Regions from separate parts of the Homo sapiens genome. Here regions 1 and 2 are each linked to region 3. Evidence: chromatin contacts called from ENCODE Hi-C or POLR2A ChIA-PET data. All regions are on one chromosome and are shown on one strand. The core of a region is the stretch at or near the end of the contact, and the rest is flanking DNA. Distances in the headings are between cores, read along the strand shown.

Evidence for each region. A loop is a pair of places that touch in the nucleus more often than their neighbours do. ChIA-PET counts read pairs that join two places held with the same protein, here RNA polymerase II (POLR2A). Pooled maps may share reads with other maps.
Region 1: a pooled map shows a loop between it and region 3 (6-fold over the local background). The contact joins the enhancer-like site here to the promoter of SDHA in region 3. A Hi-C loop is called at or near these places in 8 of 50 pooled maps. POLR2A ChIA-PET finds 5 or more read pairs at or near these places in 4 of 52 experiments (HEK293T, RWPE1, WTC11 and 1 more).
Region 2: a loop to region 3 is called in a pooled map, with 2.8 times the contacts of the local background. The contact joins the promoter of PLEKHG4B here to the promoter of SDHA in region 3. A Hi-C loop is called at or near these places in 1 of 50 pooled maps. POLR2A ChIA-PET finds 5 or more read pairs at or near these places in 4 of 52 experiments (CD8-positive, alpha-beta memory T cell, HEK293T and WTC11).

What each region holds. Positions count from the first base shown.
Region 1 is chr5:342,990-345,867 of GRCh38, reverse strand. It overlaps AHRR (aryl hydrocarbon receptor repressor), which reads right to left. Exons shown (of 11, transcript NM_001377236.1): 2 at 1,904-1,975. The coding sequence starts at 1,965. PDCD6-AHRR (PDCD6-AHRR readthrough (NMD candidate)) reads right to left here. Exons shown (of 13, transcript NR_165163.2): 4 at 1,904-1,975. Among named protein-coding and RNA genes, the nearest start is that of AHRR, 23 kb to the right of the region's middle. RefSeq lists silencers at 1,442-1,961, 2,002-2,101. Within about 2 kb of position 1,572, at least 4 of the 41 ENCODE cell types and tissues checked have a DNase peak (open chromatin) inside an H3K27ac peak, as active enhancers do.
Region 2 is chr5:90,622-93,550 of GRCh38, reverse strand. PLEKHG4B (pleckstrin homology and RhoGEF domain containing G4B) reads right to left here and starts at 1,383. Exons shown (of 20, transcript NM_052909.5): 1 at 1,275-1,383. The coding sequence starts at 1,319. RefSeq lists an enhancer at 2,344-2,929.
Region 3 is chr5:217,039-219,783 of GRCh38, reverse strand. It overlaps SDHA (succinate dehydrogenase complex flavoprotein subunit A), which reads right to left and starts at 1,464. Exons shown (of 15, transcript NM_004168.4): 1 at 1,366-1,464. The coding sequence starts at 1,428. It overlaps CCDC127 (coiled-coil domain containing 127), which reads left to right and starts at 1,631. Exons shown (of 3, transcript NM_145265.3): 1 at 1,631-1,691. RefSeq lists silencers at 854-1,093, 1,324-1,653 and an enhancer at 646-1,454.

The sequences.
Region 1 (2,878 bases), core at 323-2,822, 130 kb before region 3:
GTAAACAGTAAACAGGATCCTTCCTTCCCAAGGGAGGCCTTACCTCCCCTTGTTTCCCAGCCCCAGCTCCTCCTGGGGCCCCGCAGTGCTTGGAGGCACCACGGCCACACACTAAGGCCAAGCATTTGACACGTCCAGGCGCCAAGGGGCCTTACCTCATTATCACAGCAGGTGTTAGGGCAGTGAGGGTGGCATTGCTGTGAATCTACACAGAATCCTACAGCCCCTGCAGCGGGGGACATCATCCGACACACACACCCACACACACAGACACACCCCCACACACCCACACACACCCACACATCCCCACACACACATCCCCACACACAGCCAGAGACATCATCTGACACACACACCCCCTCCCCCCCACATACACACATCCCCACACACAGCCAGGGACATCATCCGACACACACACACACACACCCACACACGCACACCCACACACACACACAGCCAGGGACATCATCCGACACACACACACATCCCCACACACAGCCAGGGACATCATCCGACACACACACACACACATCCCCACACACACACACACACACATCCCCACACACAGCCAGGGACATCATCCGACACACACACCCACCCACCCCTCTCCCCACACACACATCCCCACACACAGCCAGGGACATCATCCGACACACACACACACACACACACACACACACACACATCCCCACACACAGCCAGGGACATCATCCGACACACACACACACACACACACACACATCCCCACACACAGCCAGGGACATCATCTGACACACACACACACACACACACACACATCCCCACACACAGCCAGGGACATCATCCGACACACATAGTCCCCCTCGCACACACACAGCCTCACACTCCCCACACACAGCCTCACACACACCCCACACAGCCCCCAACCTCACACACACACCCCCCCCACACACAGCTCCCCACAGCCCTCCACACACACCTGCACACGCAGTCTCACACAGCTTCGCACACCTGCACACCTGCACAGTCTCACACACCCCACACACACAGCTCCCTACAGTCCCCCACACACACCCGCACACACAGTCTCACACAGCCTCGCACACCCGCACAGTCACACACACACCCACACACACACAGCTCCCCCCGCACACACACAGCCTCACACACACACCCCACACACAGCCCCCCACAGCCTCACACACACACACCCACACACACACAGCTCCCCCCGCGCACACACAGCCTCACACACACACACCCCACACACAGCCCCCCACAGCCTCACACACACACACCCACACACACACAGCTCCCCCCGCGCACACACAGCCTCACACACACACACCCCACACACAGCCCCCCACAGCCTCACACACACACACCCACACACACACAGCTCCCCCCGCGCACACACAGCCTCACACACACACACCCCACACACAGCCCCCCACAGCCTCACACATACCGCACACACCCCCGCAGCCCTCCCCACCCGCAGACACACAGCCTCGCATAGCCTCGCCACACACGCACACACCCGGCCGTGCCACACCCTCCGTCCCAGCGGGTGGCGGTCTCGCCTGCGGAGCCTGGGAAGCTGCCGTGGCCCCGCCGCCTCCGCCTCTGCCGCCCGGAGCTCCGCCCGCGTCCTTGGCCTCAGCGCCTCACGGTGCCCGCCGCCTCGCTCCACCGCTCAGGGCCCCGAGGGCGCAGGGACGAGCCTCGCCGGGGGCTCCGGGCACCGGGGCGCTGCGGGGAGACGACTCCTGCGCCGCCCGCGCCGGAGCTCAGCCCCGGCCCGCCCGGCTCCCGAAGCCTTCCTCGCTCGCCCTGTTCCTAAAACTCCGTTTTCAAGGCAAACCCCAACCCTCCCCTTCCATGGGTGCAACAACCCACACAAGCAGAAGGCGGGATACTTTACTGTTTCTGCAGGGGCCTCCTCCGCTTCCGGCCCGCGTACGTGCACTCCCCCGGCGGGATCATCGTCCTCGGCCTGGAAGACAAGGGGGCACCCGGTCACCGGAACGCGCCACGTGCGCCCTGTTCCCGCCGCGATGCCCCGGGCCCCTCAGCGCGGTCCTGGCGCCCCCACACCCGCGACCCCGCGAGGCCCCCACCTCCTGCTCCTCCTCGTGGGACCCCCTGGCCCGGGACCCCTGCTCTCCAGCACCCCGCACCGAGGAGCCACCGGGGCCGGGTCACGCCTGGGCCTCCCCTCGGTGTCAGGCGGGTCCCGGCCTCCCCCAGAGAAGCCGCCTGCTCTGGAGCCTGGCTCAGGGCGCCGTGGCGGGAGACCGGCGTCCTGAGGAGGAAGCCATCGAGGAAGCCAGGAACGGGCGGGGCGGGGCGCAGCCAAGGCCTGGGCAGCCTGCAGCCTCCAAACACTCGTCACGCGGGATCCCGTGTTCCCGTCACCCCCGAGAAGGTACGCGGGGTCCCGTGTTCCCGTCACCCCCGAGAAGGTATGTGGGGTCCCGTGTTCCCGTCACCCCCAAGAGGGTACGCGGGTCCCGTGTTCCCATCACCCCGAGAAGGTACGTGGGGTCCCACGTTCCTGTCACCCCTGAGAGGGTATGTGGGGTTCTGTGTTCACGTCACCCCGAAAAGGTATGTGGGGTCCCGTGTTCCTGTCACCCCGAGAAGGTATGTGGGGTCCCGTGTTTCTGTCACCTCTGAGAGGGTACTCAGGTCCCATGTTCCTGTCACTCCGAGAGGACACACGGGGCCACATGATCCCATCACCCCCAAGAGCGCATGCAGGGCAACAGCATAATCTCCTCTCTGTGGTGTGATCTCCCTGTGCGGTTTGTGGCAGGTCTTGCTCTTCTCATCTCTGCCCTTGATAGCCTTGTGCTTTGGGCCAACAGGCTTCCTCTTTTCTATGTAAAATTCTACT
Region 2 (2,929 bases), core at 134-2,633, 130 kb after region 3:
ATGCCGCACAGTGAAATAAAAACCTGGTATCTCCTCAGAAGCAGGAATATGAACCCACTTCTCGGTGGGGGGGTCACCAAACACTGCTTCCCAGTGGGTTGTGATCCCATAGGGAATGGAAATGCTGAATATATCACAGAATCTCGGAGACGGCGGCCTCCTCAAGATCTCCGAAGTTCCTTCTGACCCAGAGAGCCTGGAATTTTGTGAATTCGAGGCAGGCTCAGGGAAATTGAAAGCTAAAACTCACCTTTGTCCACATTACATGAAGATTTACATTAAATCTCTTCGGGAAGCTGAGAAACCTACCTTCCCAGGAATCTTGATTCAGGACCCACCCAGCTGCCTAAGGCTCAGTCAAAAGTATCAATTATGCACCGTTTCAATGACATTTAACTTAATTTTTAAATTATATGTTTCAATTCTTAATTAGACACCTAGACGTACCAACTAAACTTTTTAGGCAAAAGTGCTGTTGGGTAACAGGAGTAGAGTGTAATTACCTCACCTCAACCACTCTTTAGTTTCACACGAAACAGGGAAAGGCAAACCCAATATACTTTTTGCAACTCACATGAAAAACCTGAAAACAGCTTTATCACTCTTTCACCAAAGCTGAAATAACTGTCTTGTTTTACTAGCAAATGTTTCTTACTCAAATCAACTAGCACTCCAACACAAAAGTCAATCTTGGTATTTTTAAGTAAAAATTCTCTTTGTTCCGGGCCACCACAGATCACTGTTCTGTCCCACCGGTTTGAGCTGAAGAGTAACTTAGCAACTCTCAGTTTTGGCGATGAGATTTCAGACTCCCCTCCCCTGGCTCCCCTTCAGGCACCGAGAGGGCAAATCTGTCCAGAAAGCGTTATTTCTTCTCCCGAGTATTCACGAGGTTACAAGGAAAAGGGTGCCTGAAGAAGCTCCCTCCCGTTCCCGCAGCAGCCGCCGGCAGGTCCCAGGACCCACGCCAGGACCCCCAGCACGTCTGGGTACCCGCGCCCCCTCCCACCCCAGTCCCCGCGCCCGCCCGCCTTGATGCTCGCGCCTTCACCCCGCCCCTACCCCCGCGCCCCCACCCGCCCCTACCCCGGCGCCCCCACCCGCCCCTACTCCCGCGTCCGCTCGCGCCCCCACCCCACCCCTACCCCCGCGCCCCCACCCGCCCCTACTCCGGCGCCCCCCCCCACCCCGCCCCTACCCCCGCGCCCCCACCCGCCCCTACTCCCGCGTCCGCTCGCGCCCCCACCCGCCGCAGTCCCCGTGCCCCCTCTTACCCGGGCGCCTGGGCCGCCCCCGCCGTCTGCTGTGCTGAAACCCATGCTGGACCCTGGTCTCCCGAACTCCGACGCTTTCCCCGAACTCTGCCTGGTCCCGCTGTGCACTGGGCCGAGGCCGCCTTCGCCGCGCGCGTTCCCGGGGCCCCGCCCGATCCGGGCGAGAGAGGGGCGGGGCCGGGGTCTCCCCTAGGAGGCTCCGAGGGTCCGGCCGGGGCGGGGCGTCTCCCCTGGACCCGGCTGCGCAGCTCCCGCCTAGCCCCGGACGCGCCCACCTGGGCGGCTCCTCCCCGAGCGCGGGCGGCAGTGGCTTCTGCTTTTGTTCTCTCGGAGCCCGGAGCTCGGGGACCTGCCATTTTGTGGATGCCACGTTGCACCCGGACGGGCCCCTGGTTTCCATAACGTAGAGGCACAAATCTGAATGCTCCAGGGCAGAGGATCTGACCCCTGAGTTCTGCCAGTGTACCCGGACGGGACCCCGATTTCCCCTGGTCTAGGCGGACCAGCTCCAGATTTCTGCAGGTGTGGACGGCCCAGGCCCTCTCCTCCGTCCAGGGGCCGCTGTGGGAACTACGTGCCACCCCGCGCCTGGCTTGGATAATGAAGGGCTTCAGCGAGGGCCCCAAATTCCATCACCCTCCCCCCCCACAACTCAGGGTGCCTCGGGGTGTCTGGTGCTCTGGAACATGCTTTCCCCAAAGGTGCAATTTTAATGCCTTGATCTACAAAGAGCCTCCCAAAACAAAGTCCCTCTCCCGCCCGTTAGTCCAGGGTGCTCTGGGCACCAGCTTCCTGCTGGGAATTCAGCTAGGGAGTGTCTCATAAGGTCCACTCCGTCCAGGAGGGCCTCACAGGGACCCCACCTCAACCTGTCCCCTCAACTTGTCCCTCACCCCTACCCTGGCACCATCCCAAAAACTGCGGCACAGATGTGCTCATTGACAGATAATGCTCCGTTTTGTCACAGGTTACAGAGTGGATGAAGCTCAGGGACACAGCTGGGAGCCTCCCTCCTATGCAGCTCAGGGACACAGCTGGGAGCCTCCCTCCTATGCAGCAGGCAGTCAGTCTCCCTGGGATCTCCGTCGAGGCCTCCTTGAGTCTCTGTCTACTCCTTCCTAGAATCCCTGTCCACACCTCCCTGGGATCCCCTCGAGGCCTCCCTCCCTTGAGTTTCTGTCTACTCCTCCCTGGAATCCCTGGCTGCGCCCCGCCTTGATTCTCCATCTACACCTGTGTTCTCACTGTTCCCTGTCCTGCTTACTTGCTCTGCTTCCTAGAACCTCCAGCCCCATCCCTGAGCCCAGGCAGGGAGCTGACCTGTTCCTGCCCTCTGTGCTGGGTATCTGGGTGTCCCTCTGTGCTGGCCCCTACCTGAGGCCCCCAACACCCCTGCCACACCCTCCTCCCAGCCCGTCCTCGTGACAGTACTGCCCACGGTGCTGTCCAGGATGGGAGCCACCTTTCTAAGCCTGTGTGGCCCCACAGCTCCTGCCAGAGCAGGACCCAAGAATGCTGGCATGCCTCCAGAATAAACGGCTTCATCCCTGTTCAGCACCTCCAGGACGGTCAGCAGTGACCCAGTGGCGCCTGGTCAGGGTGCAGCCCGGAATCTCACTCTTACTGGAGACTTTGGGGCCCGTGGTAGGAGCTCA
Region 3 (2,745 bases), core at 215-2,714:
TGGGTTGAGGACAAAGGCACTAGCTCTAGCTTTTCTCCAATCACAAGCTACCATTTCCCCTAAAAAGCCCCACTGACCATGGGCTTTCCTTCCTGCTTGTGGACGCCCTCCTAGCAGCTCTTAAAAGCCCAAGATGCGGCAGGGGTCTCTGCTCAGTCAGTACCAACCACAGCAACACACTAGAACGGTTTACACGCTTTCTGATGTTGGCAGGATGGCTGTATGACTAATCCTCACATTTAACTCAACGAGATTTTTAATAAGTATTTCAAAAAGGAGAAAATTGCACAATTACAGGCATAATTCAAATCAATATTGCTGAATGCCTTGGTTCCTATTGAGATTTTTATTCTGCAATTTAAAATTACTTTGTAATTAAGGAGGTGGGTGGGTAAGTTCATTTAAAAGAACCAAACAACTAAACCTATCCAATTTAGCTTGATTAAATAAAACCCTAGAAGGCCGATTCTTAAGATGCAATCGTAGAGGGCACATTCAGACACTCAGAGAGCAAGGGCTCAGGGAAGTATAACCCTGACCACCATCCTGGACTAAGCCGAGCCCGGCCCTAGAGGCACTCAGCGCACAGGCAAGCACAGGTCCCGGCGTCCTCGCCCGGTCAGTGCGCTGAGCTCTCCGCCTGAGTTTTAAAAACTGGCACAGCTGCTTTTAAACACTGGCACATTTTTGGTGGCATAAGGACCACCAAACACGACCCAAAGTAGAAGCCCTTAACTTACAAGGTCTCGAAGTGGACATGGACAGATTTGCGCTTTCTGGAAAGGCGAACTGCAAGCCTAAGCTCGGGCGCGCCACGCTTCCCACCGGACGCCCACCGGGCCGAGCCCGGCCACTCCTCGCACCCACCCGGGCGGTCTCACCCGCCCCGCCGGCCCCACCCACGGGCTGCGGGCTGCTCCTCAGGACAACCCGCACAGAGGGCGGCAGAGGCCCAGCCCAGCCAGGGCGGCCACCGGCCGCTATCCGCCCGGGTGACCTTGGGCAGACACGACTCCTCCCCGAGTCCACCTGCCAGGCACTGAGGCGAGGGGCTACCTCAGCCCGCGGGGTCCCAGGACCCCAGGCCCGGACCAAGGCGGCGGAGGGGACGCCCAGCAAGCCCGCGGGGTTGTGACCTTCACCCGGACGCGGACTATCTACTAAGGACCGAGCTCCCCGGGTCCCCGAGTCCGCCCCGCGGCTTCCCCTCGCACCGGCCCAGGGCTCTCTCAGCCCCTTCCCGATCCCGGGACAGAGGGCGCAGGGACCCGGCGCCCGCTCCGCTCGGACCCGCTGGGGACCGTCCCGCTCCTACCGCCGCCTCGGCCCCCGCCTGCCCCGCCCCGGTCCGCGGCACGGACTCACCGCCTTGGCCAGCGCCAGGCGCCGAGCGCTCAGCAGCCGCGACAGGCCCCGGACCCCCGACATGTCTGCTGTTGCCGCCGCGCAGTCCCGCCAGTCCCTGCGCAGACTGCGCCTGCGCACCACACCGGGGTCGAGCTGGCGGGGGAGGGGGGATACCGCGCCTGCGCACCACGCCGGAGTCGAGCGGGGCTGCAGTGGGGGACATCGCGCCTGCGCACCATGCCACGCCCGGAGCGGGTACTGAGTGGGGGCGCCGCGCCTGCGCAAAGCGGACCCGCGGACGGTGGCGTTAAGGGAACGCTGAGGTCCCGCGCTCCCCGACCGAGGTAGAGCGGGCCCTGTTCCGGGGAGGTGGTGGGCACCAACATTTTTAAAGCCCCGTGGGTGGTTCTCCGGGATCGCCCAGACCGAAGGGCCTGAACGCCCAGACCGCAGGGAATGGGGTCGGAGGGGGGCGCTCGTCCGCGGAGGTGGGCGGGAGCGGCCCGGGGCCTCCGACCTCTTGTTTATTATACATCCCTTGATTAACTAAACTATTTTGTAATTGTGTGTGTTTGTGGAGGTCACATGTAAACAAACTTAAAGTGACTCTACTTTGTGAAAATGTGAAACTTCGTGTAGGTACTCAGTAAATCAGTAAATTCTTACTAACGTTAGCCCCCAGCCTAGCTATGGAGGGTGCATGCTGAGCCCGAAGCAGAGAACTCTGTAATCTCTGCATTCATCACCACCACGAGGAGGCCTCAGAAGCTTCTAGCACTGTTTGCACCTTCCCCACATCACCCCTCCCTGCCTTCCTCACAGTCTTCCTTCTGATCAGAAGACCCTTTCCTTCTTTCTCTGCCTGTCAAAATGCTGCTCACTCTTCAAACCCTAGCTCATATGAAAGTGTCCGGTGTGAGCCCACTTTTATCGAGTTGATTCTGTATCTTTGATACAACTGTATGAGGGTTCTCCAGAGACACAACAAATAGAAGGGAGACGTGAGGAATTGGTTTAAAGGTTCAATTGCTAATCTCATCCAAAAACACCCTTACAGACACGCCCAGAAATAATGCTTAACCATGTATCTGAGCACCTCATGATGCCGTCAAGTTGACAAACAAAATTAACCATCGCAGCAGCCATACATTTAAACATATTTGTACCAGAGAACTTACCTGATTCTACCTGCACTTCAGATGCTTAAGACATGTCTGTTTTCTCCACTTTCCCCAACCAGATTGTGAGTCGCTTTCATCTTAAGTTCTTGTTTTTTTTTTCCTTTTTCTTTTTCTTTTTTTTTGGGGGGGACGGAGTCTCGTTCTGTCACCAGGCTGGAGTGCAGTGGCGCGACCTCGACTCACTGCAACCTCCACCTCCCAGGTTCAAGCGATTCTC